Linked DNA regions of Homo sapiens: region 2 is linked to region 1. A link is a contact called in ENCODE Hi-C or POLR2A ChIA-PET data. All regions are on one chromosome and are shown on one strand. Each heading gives the region's core, a stretch centred on a gene start or an enhancer-like site at or near the end of the contact. The rest is flanking DNA. Distances are from core to core; before and after follow the strand shown. Region 1 holds the start of SSR3 (signal sequence receptor subunit 3). Region 2 holds the start of KCNAB1-AS1 (KCNAB1 antisense RNA 1).

Region 1 (5,481 bases), core at 1,498-3,997:
CTATATTGGCTAGGCAACTTGCAGTGTCTGACACAGAAAAATATGTTAATTTTTAGCATACCAGATTTTCTTTCACAAAGTCATCAGTAATCTCTTATCCATATACCTGACAGCAAAAAATATTATTGCTTGGGGTTTTTCCTCCAATCTGAAAAGAATCAAGTGATATAATAGAAAATATACAAGAAAGCCTGAAATTCATAGAATAGACTCAGACTGCTATGGAATCAAGTCCATTTGGTTCCTTCAGAGTTAAGCTATGTTGAAATGGGCAAAATATATTGTAGATCTTTGCTTGGGTAGAATTTACTACCCACCTCTCCTTCTGTTTTTTAGCACATTGTGTACCCTGGTTGTCCAGTGTGCCACGGCTATGTGTGCCACGGCTATATATGCCACATACAAGTGATCCTTAGGTCTTGCTGCTTGCTTTTTAAAGGGAACTAGGTAGCTCTGGTGCAAGAAAACACTGCTTCAGTACTCCAAGTGTGCCACCTTCATAATTGTAATTGTTGCCATTACCAAAAATATTCTATCATAAGTATCATTCCCTATCATATTTCTCTAATTTACCCCCACAAAATAATTTGAAATTCATATTTTAGATTATCTTCTGTTTATAGTTACCTTTAGCTTTACAAAATGTATTAATTTTTTTCTGCTAGCTTTTTTTGATTATATCAATTGTAACATTTATATCCACTAAACATTTCAAACTTTTATCTTTCCTATTTTAATTGTTAAAATATTTTTCTCAGGCATAATTTTTTTAAATCTCATCCTTATCATTTCTTCTTTTCTTCTTTTAAAAGAAAGATGATTGTTGTCTCTTTGGATCTTTTAGTTTTCTGATTTTTTTTTTTTTTTTTTTTTGATGGAGTCTTGCTCTGTTGCCAGGCTGGAGTTGGAGTGTAGTGGCGCGATCTTGACTCACTGCAACCTCTGCCTCCCGGGTTTAAGTGATTCTCCTGCCTCAGCCTCCTGAGTAGCTGGGGACTACAGGCGTGCGCCACCATGCCTGGCTAATTTTTGTATTTTTAGTAAAAGCGAGGTTTCACCATGTTGGCCAGGATGGTCTCGGTCTCTTGACCTTGTGATCCACCCACCTTGGTCTCCCAAAGTGCTGGGATTACAGGCATAAGCCACCGCACCCAGCCTCTGATTTTTATCTTTTATCTTCTTTTTATATCCTTAGTTTGTTTATAAATAGGCAGAAGAAAATCTAGTTATAGAGACAGATCCAAAAAGTTTTATTTATGAATTGGTCATAGATGGAGAAGGAAAAAAATAATTAGTGTTGAAACCCACTATTTTAACCAGAACAACAAATGAGTTTAAAAGAATGCAACTTAGTGAGATAGGAAAAACTGGGGGAGGAGTATGTGTAAGAGAAAATAATAATTTCTTCTTCTATCACTACCATGTAATAAAATAAAGAGCATTTTTAACATCAAAAAAGACATAAACCCAGATATTTTTAAATGAATACTTTTGATTTTCTGAAAAATTCACTAGATGGTCTTTTTTTCTTTTTCATTTTGTGGTGAATTAATGAAAACTTCTGGCATTAAGGAACACTTGCGGTAGATAATGGAAGGATTTATATTTCAGGAAAACTCACTCTGGTACCTGTATAGAGAATAGACTGGAAAAGATTGAAGACAAAAGCCCAATTAGGACTAGTAATAGGAAGCTGTGGAGGTAGATTACAATTTGGATACTGTGAGGAAGAAAGATATCTACCAAACGGTTAATAAGGAGGCTGGAGGTTGAGGAAATTGTGCCTAATGCACTAGAGTGTTCTCAGTAATCAAAAGTAGCATTTGCTGGGAGTGATGTGGTTGAATTTTTTTTTGAAGAAAAAATGATAATGTGTTGAGTTAAAAATGGAATCTAGCTGTTTTAATAGACATACTTAATCCTTCTGAGCTTCAGAGAGGGAGTCTTGCCTAGCCAACCTGTTCTTAGTATTATGTTTTATTTAGCATGGCTTTGGAAGCCACAAAACTCTATAGGTCTAGTTGAAATAAAATAAAATAGTAGTAACTTGTATCAGACATATATTAAATATTGCCTTCATCAATGAGATCATGAGTTTCTTAAAAGCAAGAGTCCCATTTTCTTCTTCCTACAGAGGTGGCCTATTGTTTAGTGAAAAGAGCCCACGCCTTGGAGACCCACACCGCAGGTCTACGACCCTCAGGCTCTTCAGCTGCAATGGCGGTAATGATGCGCACGTCATAAGATTCTTCAAGGTATTTAATGAAATAAAGGATGTGTAAAGGAGAAGGGATTTTACATGAGTTAGCTATACCTTTCTCTTCTTTCTTCTTCAACGTACTCAGTCCTGGGTACGCACAGAGGGCACTAATGGCGTGGGGCCAGAAGAGCTTTTAATTTTGGAATTCTGAAGAACTGAGAACTCGTGAGTCTGTCAGCAGCTCTGAAGTGGAATATCAATAAAGTTTTGTTAATTTTTTTTAAAGCACCGACTAAACTACAAATCCCTTCTCTCTCCTCCAGGTGGGTGGGTCACGTGGCTTGTCAGGAATCCGGAAGTCTGGCCCGCTCGCCCAATCACGCCCGGAAGCCTATCTAGTGGCGCCAAGCTGGCCAATCCTGGGGACGCTTGCTCTTCGCCAAACCGGGTCCCGCCTCCGCGCGCCGCGCTGACGGGTCGTTAGCGGATACGGCGGCCGCAGGGGCGGAGTCAAGGGCCTTTGCCCGCCTTGGCGGCCGGCTCTACGTTCCCTGTTCTCGCCTGCAGCTCCGCCATGGCTCCTAAAGGCAGCTCCAAACAGCAGTCTGAGGAGGACCTGCTCCTGCAGGATTTCAGCCGCAATCTCTCGGCCAAGTCCTCCGCGCTCTTCTTCGGAAACGCGTTCATCGTGTCTGCCATCCCCATCTGTGAGTGCTGGGAGCGAGGCGGGTTAGGCAGGCCGCCGGCTAGTCGGGCTGGGCGGGGACGTGGCAGGACCCGGCGAGCAGGGAAGGCGTGGGTGCCGGCCGGGGGTCGGCAATCTCTCCAGCTCCCCTGAGCTCGGGGAGGCACGGAGCCTCTTCTTTGGGCACAGTGTTGTCGCTTGGGATTGTCCTGTGCAGCACTCGGGGAGGTCACTTGTTAAAAGTACGCACGTTCCCGAGCTCCACCCCAGGAGAAGGTGGTTAACTAGTTCTGGGGTGGCGGCCCCGAATCTCTATTTAAACAGACAAACTCAAGCATACTGCCTCTGCCCTTTTCTATACAACTGTTGCTTGCCGTTACGAAATTTTAAACTTATTACTTATTTTGCATAAATTAGTTAGGTGAGAAACCCATGAAGTGACCCACTGAATTATAAGTGCATCTTTACGTGAGCTACTTCACACCATTGCATAATTTTCCTGGTTTTTGCAAAAAGAGAGAGGTTGAAGTGCCAGGGGTTAGGGATCTACCTTATTTATACTTTTTAATAATCCTACTGGACCAATTCTAGAATTCTCACTTGGTTGGGAAACTGCAGACTTGGACAAGGTCGTTTTTAGTAGAGCTCAAGTTTCCAGAACTCCTGTCTTTTGCTGCACTGTTGTTGGGCATTTAAAACTAAATGTATTTTTCTCTTTTGTCCTTATACAACCCAGCGTGCCATTAACGTGATGTGAAGCCATATGATGGCTCACTAATTGGACATAGCACTGCTTGGAGTTCTGATAACAGCCACGTCAGCAAGGAAACTATGGTTTGGGGCTGCACGTGGCATTTTGGAATGGCCTGTGTTTCGCATGCTAGTACCCTGATGAATGAAATTTGAAGTCTGACTTGTGATTACGTTGAGCCAGAGTTTGTTCTCATTTTAGAAGTTGAAATCTCATCTGGACTAGTAATAGGAAGGTGATGTTTTTCAAATGTTCTGAACTGGAAAGCTTGAGACTATACTGTTACTGGTTATCTCGCTTCTGAAGATCCTCAGATACTATTGGATTGCATAACTAATAACCTGGTATTTTACCAGGCTTAGCTATAATTAATTTCGCAGGCTTTTGTTGCGGGGTTGTAATGTTTTGCTTCTTTTTGTACCCTTCCCCCTTTTATTTTAATTCAGGGTTATACTGGCGAATATGGCATATGGATCTTATTCAGTCTGCTGTTTTGTATAGTGTGATGACCCTAGTAAGCACATATTTGGTAGCCTTTGCATACAAGAATGTGAAATTTGTTCTCAAGCACAAGTAAGTATGTTTTTCAAGTGAAAGTACGTACTACATGTTATATTTTTATATGTCTTCTTAAAGATCATTTGTGTGTGTTGGTTTTAATAAGCATTAATTTGAGATATATATATTAATAAACATTTTGGGGGAAAGGAACATTGATGCTAGGAAGAATTATTAACTAACTGAAGTAGAGACAATGATCATTCTGACACGGCTACAGAAGCAGATTTTGAGGGTGGAATTAGAACACTTAAACACAGGCCTTAATATGAGGTTCATCAGAGAAACAAACCCACCAAGTAAGTTAACATTTCAGAAGCTAAATGTAATTCCTTATGGAGAGAATTGTTCTGGGCTCTTCACGTACTATTTTTGGAAGTTAAAGAAATGATCTTTTTGTCATTATTATTTTTTGAGACAAGGTCTAGTTCTTGCCCAGTCTGCAGTGCAGTGGCATGATTATGGTTCACTGCAGCCTCAACCTTCCCAGGCTCAAGGGATCCTCCCACCTCAGCCTCCCAAGTAGCTGGGCCTACAGGTGCAGGCTACCATGCCCAGCTAATTTTTTTGTAGAGACAGGCCATGTTGACCAGGCTGGTCTTTTTATTTTATTGCTTTTTTTTTTTTTTAACTCTCTGTCATTTTCAATGCTAATTACGTTTGTTTTCATACAAGTGTATAAAATGTAAAGGATTAACATAGTCTAAGATCACACATACTGTAAAATACAGCTTTTAGAGAAGAAAACTCAAGCCTCACCACAATAAACTTATACCTTAATTATAAGCAATTAAATATTCTAGTTTCATAGAGGTTAAAATGCAGGATCACGTAGACTTAGGAAAGATGGTAACATTTATTATTTCTCAGCGTCATGGTCCTCATTGTCTCATTGGAAGTGGTATAAATTGTTTAATTGACGCCCTTTGATGTTGCTTTCATGTACACTGTGATACTTGGGTAGGGATAGCAGGATTATTTCCCTCCTTCCTTGATGGGGTCATCTAGGTGCTGTATTGCTTTGAAAGTAATTTCTTAAAAGGCAATTGGAATTTCACTGAGACTTAGTACGAACATACTTTGTATGTGCATTATCTTTTCATCCATAGTTCTCACTCTAGTTTGGATGCTGTTTTTACTTGTATTGCTGTAACAACCTCCATCTGGTCTTTTAAAACAAGTTTAGGGCCCGCCCTGCCATGCACTGTATGAAGCACATTGCCCTATGTAATCCTTATAGCATCCATATGAGGTGCAGGTATTTTCCTTGTTTTATCCAATGAAGAG
Region 2 (5,481 bases), core at 790-3,289, 110 kb after region 1:
TTACTAGAGAGTAAGCTGTCTGAGGGCTACACTTTTATTTCATTCGTCTTTGCATCTCCACAGCCCTAGAATAGAAGTGGGTTCTTAGTACATGGTCAGTAAGTGTTGGTTAAATTGAATTACATTGCCTTGTTGACTGTTATTAATCTTTAAAATTTTGGGATAATTTCCTACCAAACAAACATCTTTATTATGACTTATAGAAAAATGAATATTTCCTACCAAACAAACATCTTTATTATGACTTATAGAAAAATGAATAATGCTTATCAATAATCTTTAGTTCTTCTAGTCTCTAGATGATTGAAATGTTTCTCCCTATCCCTGGGTACCCACCCAGCTATGCCCCTTTGTGGAAAAAGGCCAAGGGAAAGTCTTTCTCCTTGGCTGAAATGCCTCCAGCAAGCAGATGGGTAAGTGGCCCAGTGTAGGTGGGGTCCACTTTCTACTCCTGAGGAGGAGTTGCCTCTCACAGACAGGACACATCCCCTCCTGCTGGAGAGGAACGGGGCAACAGCCTTCTAGACAGAAGAACTCTGTTTCTATGATTTTATTTTCCACTGTGCTCCACTCCAGAAGAACTAAGGTGACTTGTTAGTTAATATGATTCTCAAAAACCCTCTGTGACAGTTTTCTTAACCATTTTTCTCCCTCTAATGAGAACATGCTTTCCTGAGACCTAGAATGGCATACAATTATTTCACTGTGTAATCTCAAATTAGTGGGATGTTATTTACAAGATGATTTTACTAAACTGACAATTGTTATTTCTAACCTTTTAAAAGAAGGGAGAGTATAAAGATAACTCTTTGAACTATTTTGTGTCTTCTGATTAAACCCCTTTATGGACCAAGGAATATTTGCTTTGAAAACCTGTGTTAGGTTCCTTGGAGTAAATCTACCATAGCACAGAAAAATGATGGATGAAAGGTAAAAAGAAGAAAACTGCCCACCACACACATCTATCTTGGTTACCTCATTATCGTTTGGTGATTATCAGGGTAATTACTTCTTGCGTACTCATTCAAAAAACATGTTTACCATTTAAATGACTGCCTTGCTTGGAGTATAAAGGATATTTAGACATTTAGATGAGATCATTTTAATATCTTACATCACCATAGTGCAATTATCAAAACCAGGGAATTAACATGGGTACAGTACTAATACAATAGATCTTTTTGGAATTTCATTGTCTTTTTTTCTCTTCCAGGATCTTAAGCAGCATCCAACATTGCATTTAATTGTATGTTTTCTTAATCCACTCCAATATGTGACACTTCCTCAGTCTTTCCCTGTCTTTCATGATGTAGACACTTTTAAAAGTACTCATCAAGTATTCTGTAGAATGTCCCTTAATTTGGGTCTAAATCATCTTAAGGTTATAAAATTCTATAGTGCAGGTTGGTCTCCCTATGGTTTGAATATATTATTATAGCTATCAAGAAGAGAATATGTAAATGCAATTATAATATTAATATTTATTATGCCACAGTTAACATTTCCTCACTTTTTCATTCAACAAGTATTTATTGAGTCTACCGTGTGCCAGGTGTTGTACTTAGTTTATTGGGATGCAACAGTGAACAAAACTGGTAATTATTTCTCCCATCGTGAAACAGATATATGGGTAAAGAAAAAGGAATAACAAAAATAAGTTAAATATATAGTGTTTATAAATGTTAATTTTACAAATAAATAAAATGTAAAATAAAATACATAATGTTGACTGATGAATGTTAGAGAATCAATTTTATAAAGCAGGGATAGAGTATATGAAATGTCTAGGAATCAGTATTGAAATTTTAGATAGGGTGGCCAGATAAGATTCACTAAGAAAGGAGCTTTCAAGAAAAGACCTAAAGAAAGTGAAGGGGCTCACCAGGCGCTTATCTGGAGGGAGAGTGTTCCAGTTGCAGGGAGCAGTGAGGTAGGGGCTTGCTCAACATGAGCAAGGACAAGGAGGAAGCCAGTGTGGCCAGAGAAGAGAAGGTGAGGTTCATGGGGGCCAGATCATGTCATGTCAATCATAGGAAGGACCTAGGAAAGGCTAGTGAATAATTTTGAATACAGAAGTGACACAATCTGACTTTCTTTTAAAAGGAACACTCTGCTATTGTGCTAAGGATAGACTGCAGAGGCGAGGCTGAAACATGGGGGACCAGTTAGGAGGCTGTTCCCATAATCCAGGTGAGACATGACAGTGGTTTGGTCCAAGGTGGTGGTAGTGAGGATGGCGAGGAGTGGTTGAATTTTGGATAAATTTTGAAGGGGAAGCAATAGTATTTACTGGTGTAAAAGGATGTGTAGGGTGTGAGAGAAGGTGAAACCTCTAGGAGAACACCAAGGTCAGAGTATGGGGAGAATGGAGAGCCAATTCAACACATTTCAATATAGATTTAATGATTTTAAGTTTGGTAAACAGAGCACATGTGAACTGCAGCTTAATATAGTCAAGACTGACCAAATGTAGTCATAATTGAGAGACATTTCATCTATTTTGAGGTGTTAATCTGTTACGTCACTAAAGAATTTAAGATAAGAGGTTCAAACCCTAGGTCACATTGAAATTAAGCAATACACCAGGTAAAATTAACATGTTCAATGTCTCAGTTGTATAGTATAACCCCCAAAGAGGAGTGGAACTGGAGGTGGGAGCATCCCTCTAAATTGCGTATCCAGCAAGAAATAGGTGTAAGCCCAAAACTAGAGTTGATGTGGAGGAGGGAGCCCTAAGCTGTTGGCCACCACCTGAGATCCTTAAGCTCCAGGTCATTACCCTGGTGAGCATGTTCTCCTTTGAGCTATGGGCTGAGCCTTCCACTGAAAATCTAAACCTTCCCCATGCCTTTATGTCCAAATTCTACTTATTTTTCAGGACCCAGAACTCCAGCTTCAGAGTCCAGTGCTGCTAAGCCATAGTTTCTTAGCACTTCCCCTGGTGAGTTAAAGTATGTCTTGCTACATCATTAGAATTTTTTAGGTTCTCTTGCATTAACTCTGTGACTCTGAGAAACCTCCAATCTCTTGATTTCTTGTTTCCTTATGCACAAAATTAGGAACCTTGAGCTTCCTTCATCTCTATTATTTCATGATTCTATGGTTTCTTTGAAAGGAGAAGAAGTCATTCCATTTACTCTTCTCCTACCATTTTGAACTAACTGCTATTACCATATTGACCACACTATATTGTAACCGCATAGTTTATTTTTGGCTGTGACTTCCTCATTAGACTGCAACTATCCTGAGATCAGGGACTAAGTTTAAGTTTAATTTAAATTTTAAATTTTAGCCATTGCACTGGAGCCTGGCACAGGGTAAGTGAGTAATAATTGCTTGTTCAATCAGTAAGCATTCTCACCCTTACTAAGAAAGTGTCTCTAACCAGAGAGCATTTGTGGAACGTTGGTTGTTTTCCTCACTATCTTCAACAAGAGGTTTTTAACCACAACTGCGCATTTGAATATCCTGGGGGGATATAAATGGTATTGCTGACCTGATTCCTCACCACACCCCAGTGAAATCAGAATTTCTGGGAGTGGAATCCTGGCATCAGTATTTTTAAAAGATCCTCAGATAACTCTAATTGCAGTCAGGGTTGAGAACCACAGTTTATATTCTTCTCATACCGGTAGCATCTCATCCTTTTCCTTTGTGCTTTGTTTTGGTTTTTGTTTCAGAGACAGAGTCTCGCTCTGTCACCCAGGCCTGAGTGCAGTGGCACAATCTGGGCTCACTGCAACTTCCGCCTCCCAGGTTCAAGCAATTCTCCTGCTTTAGCCTCCTGAGTAGCTGGGATTACAGGCGCGTGCCACCGTGCCCGGCCAATTTTTGTATTTTTATTAGAGACAAGGTTTCACCATGTTGGCCATGTTGGTCTTGAACTACTGACCCTGTGATCCGCCCACCGCAGCCTCCCAAAGTGGTGGTATTACAGGCGTGAGCCACAGCATCCAGCCCATCCTTTTCTTTACACCCTGACTTGCCTTTCTTCTTCTTTTACTCAATTGCTGCCATCTCTATTTTCCAGAGGTTAAATGACATGCCCAAAGTTTAAATAACTAGTAAGTGGTGGAGTAAAAGCTGGGATTTAAATCCAGCAGACATGCTCCTGCACCCTGGCAATCACGGGATGGTGTAGAGAGGGCACTGTTATTTCAATAAGAGAGGGAAGCTACATAGTTACCTTAACCTTCTTTATTTCATGCAGAATCAAAACAAAACAAACAGAACCAAATTCTTAGAAATCTGGCCTGAGGGGAAGGCCCATGATGGCGCTGGGATGTAAAGACAGGTAATGGAGGTGAGGAATTGGCTTCTTGCCCTTGGCACTCTCTACCAATTGAAGGGCATGGAATGAAGATACCCTCTTGCTGGTGAGGCCTAGAATAAAAGGCTAAGTAAGTAAGGGGACATCAGGAGGCCTGGGCTGGAGTTCTGACTCCACCACTCACTAGCAAGATGGGATGGTAATGGTAATAATCATAACTAGTTCACAGGATTTTTGGGAGAATGCAGTGAAATTTCCTAAGTGCTTACCAGCCTCCATCATAGCTCAAGCATTAATTCTCCCAATCTCAGATCAATAGGTCTTACTCTTCAGGGTGCATTAGAATCCCCCAGGACCCCCACACAGATTCTTATTCTGCAGATATGAGCTGCAGCTGGGGCATCTGTATGTTTATCAAGCATCCCATGTGATTTGGAGGCAAAACAATGCTCTGAGCAACCCTACTGTGGCCACTAAGATAAACTACATGAAGACCTATGTCTGGGTGCTTGGACGTGTTCTTTTTCAAATGACGCACACAAAGCATTCTTCCTTGTTCTGGCTCGCATCTGTCAGTATTTTCCACAGAGCCTGGCCCTTATTTTTGGATCCAAGCTGCAGCCTGGTCTTTCATTTTTGGCTTCTAGCCTGTTGCTAATGAGCATCTGGCCAGAGTTGACAAATGTGATAGCAACTTAGCCTTTTCTTTTTTACTTTCATTACCTTTTCTTTCAAGTACCAGTAATGCCACCCAGGTCCTCAAGGGGGCTGAGGGGTGGGATGCTTTCACACCTGCCTTTTACAAAAGAGCTTGAAATAGCAATAAAAGTAGGTAAGGAAGTGGTAAAGGCCAGGAGAAATAAAGGTGGGCCTCCTCAGGCAGGTGAAGTGCAAGCAGCATCTCCATTTACAAGTAAAGAATAGTGTGTGTGTGTGTGTGTGTGTGTGTGTGTGTGTGTGTGTGTAAGGACTAAATATTACTTAGAACCCTCTCCACTATTTAAAGTTTCTGTGTCAGCACTTAATAAAATAGGAAACTATGGCCAAATGAGAAAGACATCCTCAGCCTCCACCATGTAGATCCATTGTGCTTTCCTAGCTCCTTCGGTGCTAGGTGCTTTACATACATCAGCTCTAATCCCTATCACAACTACAGGGTCTGAAAGATTCCATCTATTTTCCTCACCTGAGGAAATGATAAGAAAGTGACA

What was found. Hi-C counts contacts between places; a loop is a spot of excess contacts on that map. ChIA-PET counts read pairs that join two places held with the same protein, here RNA polymerase II (POLR2A). Pooled maps may share reads with other maps.
Region 2: a pooled map shows a loop between it and region 1 (2.1-fold over the local background). The contact joins the promoter of KCNAB1-AS1 here to the promoter of SSR3 in region 1. A Hi-C loop is called at or near these places in 4 of 168 maps with a recorded cell type or tissue (CD4-positive, alpha-beta memory T cell, CD8-positive, alpha-beta T cell, HepG2 and 1 more), 8 of 37 single-sample maps with no recorded cell type and 12 of 50 pooled maps. POLR2A ChIA-PET finds 5 or more read pairs at or near these places in 2 of 52 experiments (H1 and WTC11).

The regions. Positions count from the first base shown.
Region 1 is chr3:156,552,383-156,557,863 of GRCh38, reverse strand. It overlaps SSR3 (signal sequence receptor subunit 3), which reads left to right and starts at 2,747. Exons shown (of 5, transcript NM_007107.5): 1 at 2,747-2,907; 2 at 4,083-4,209. The coding sequence starts at 2,775. RefSeq lists an enhancer at 2,809-2,888.
Region 2 is chr3:156,443,494-156,448,974 of GRCh38, reverse strand. It overlaps KCNAB1-AS1 (KCNAB1 antisense RNA 1), which reads left to right and starts at 2,039. Exons shown (of 3, transcript NR_046618.2): 1 at 2,039-2,190; 2 at 2,879-2,941. The region is part of intron 2 of KCNAB1 (potassium voltage-gated channel subfamily A regulatory beta subunit 1); the gene reads right to left.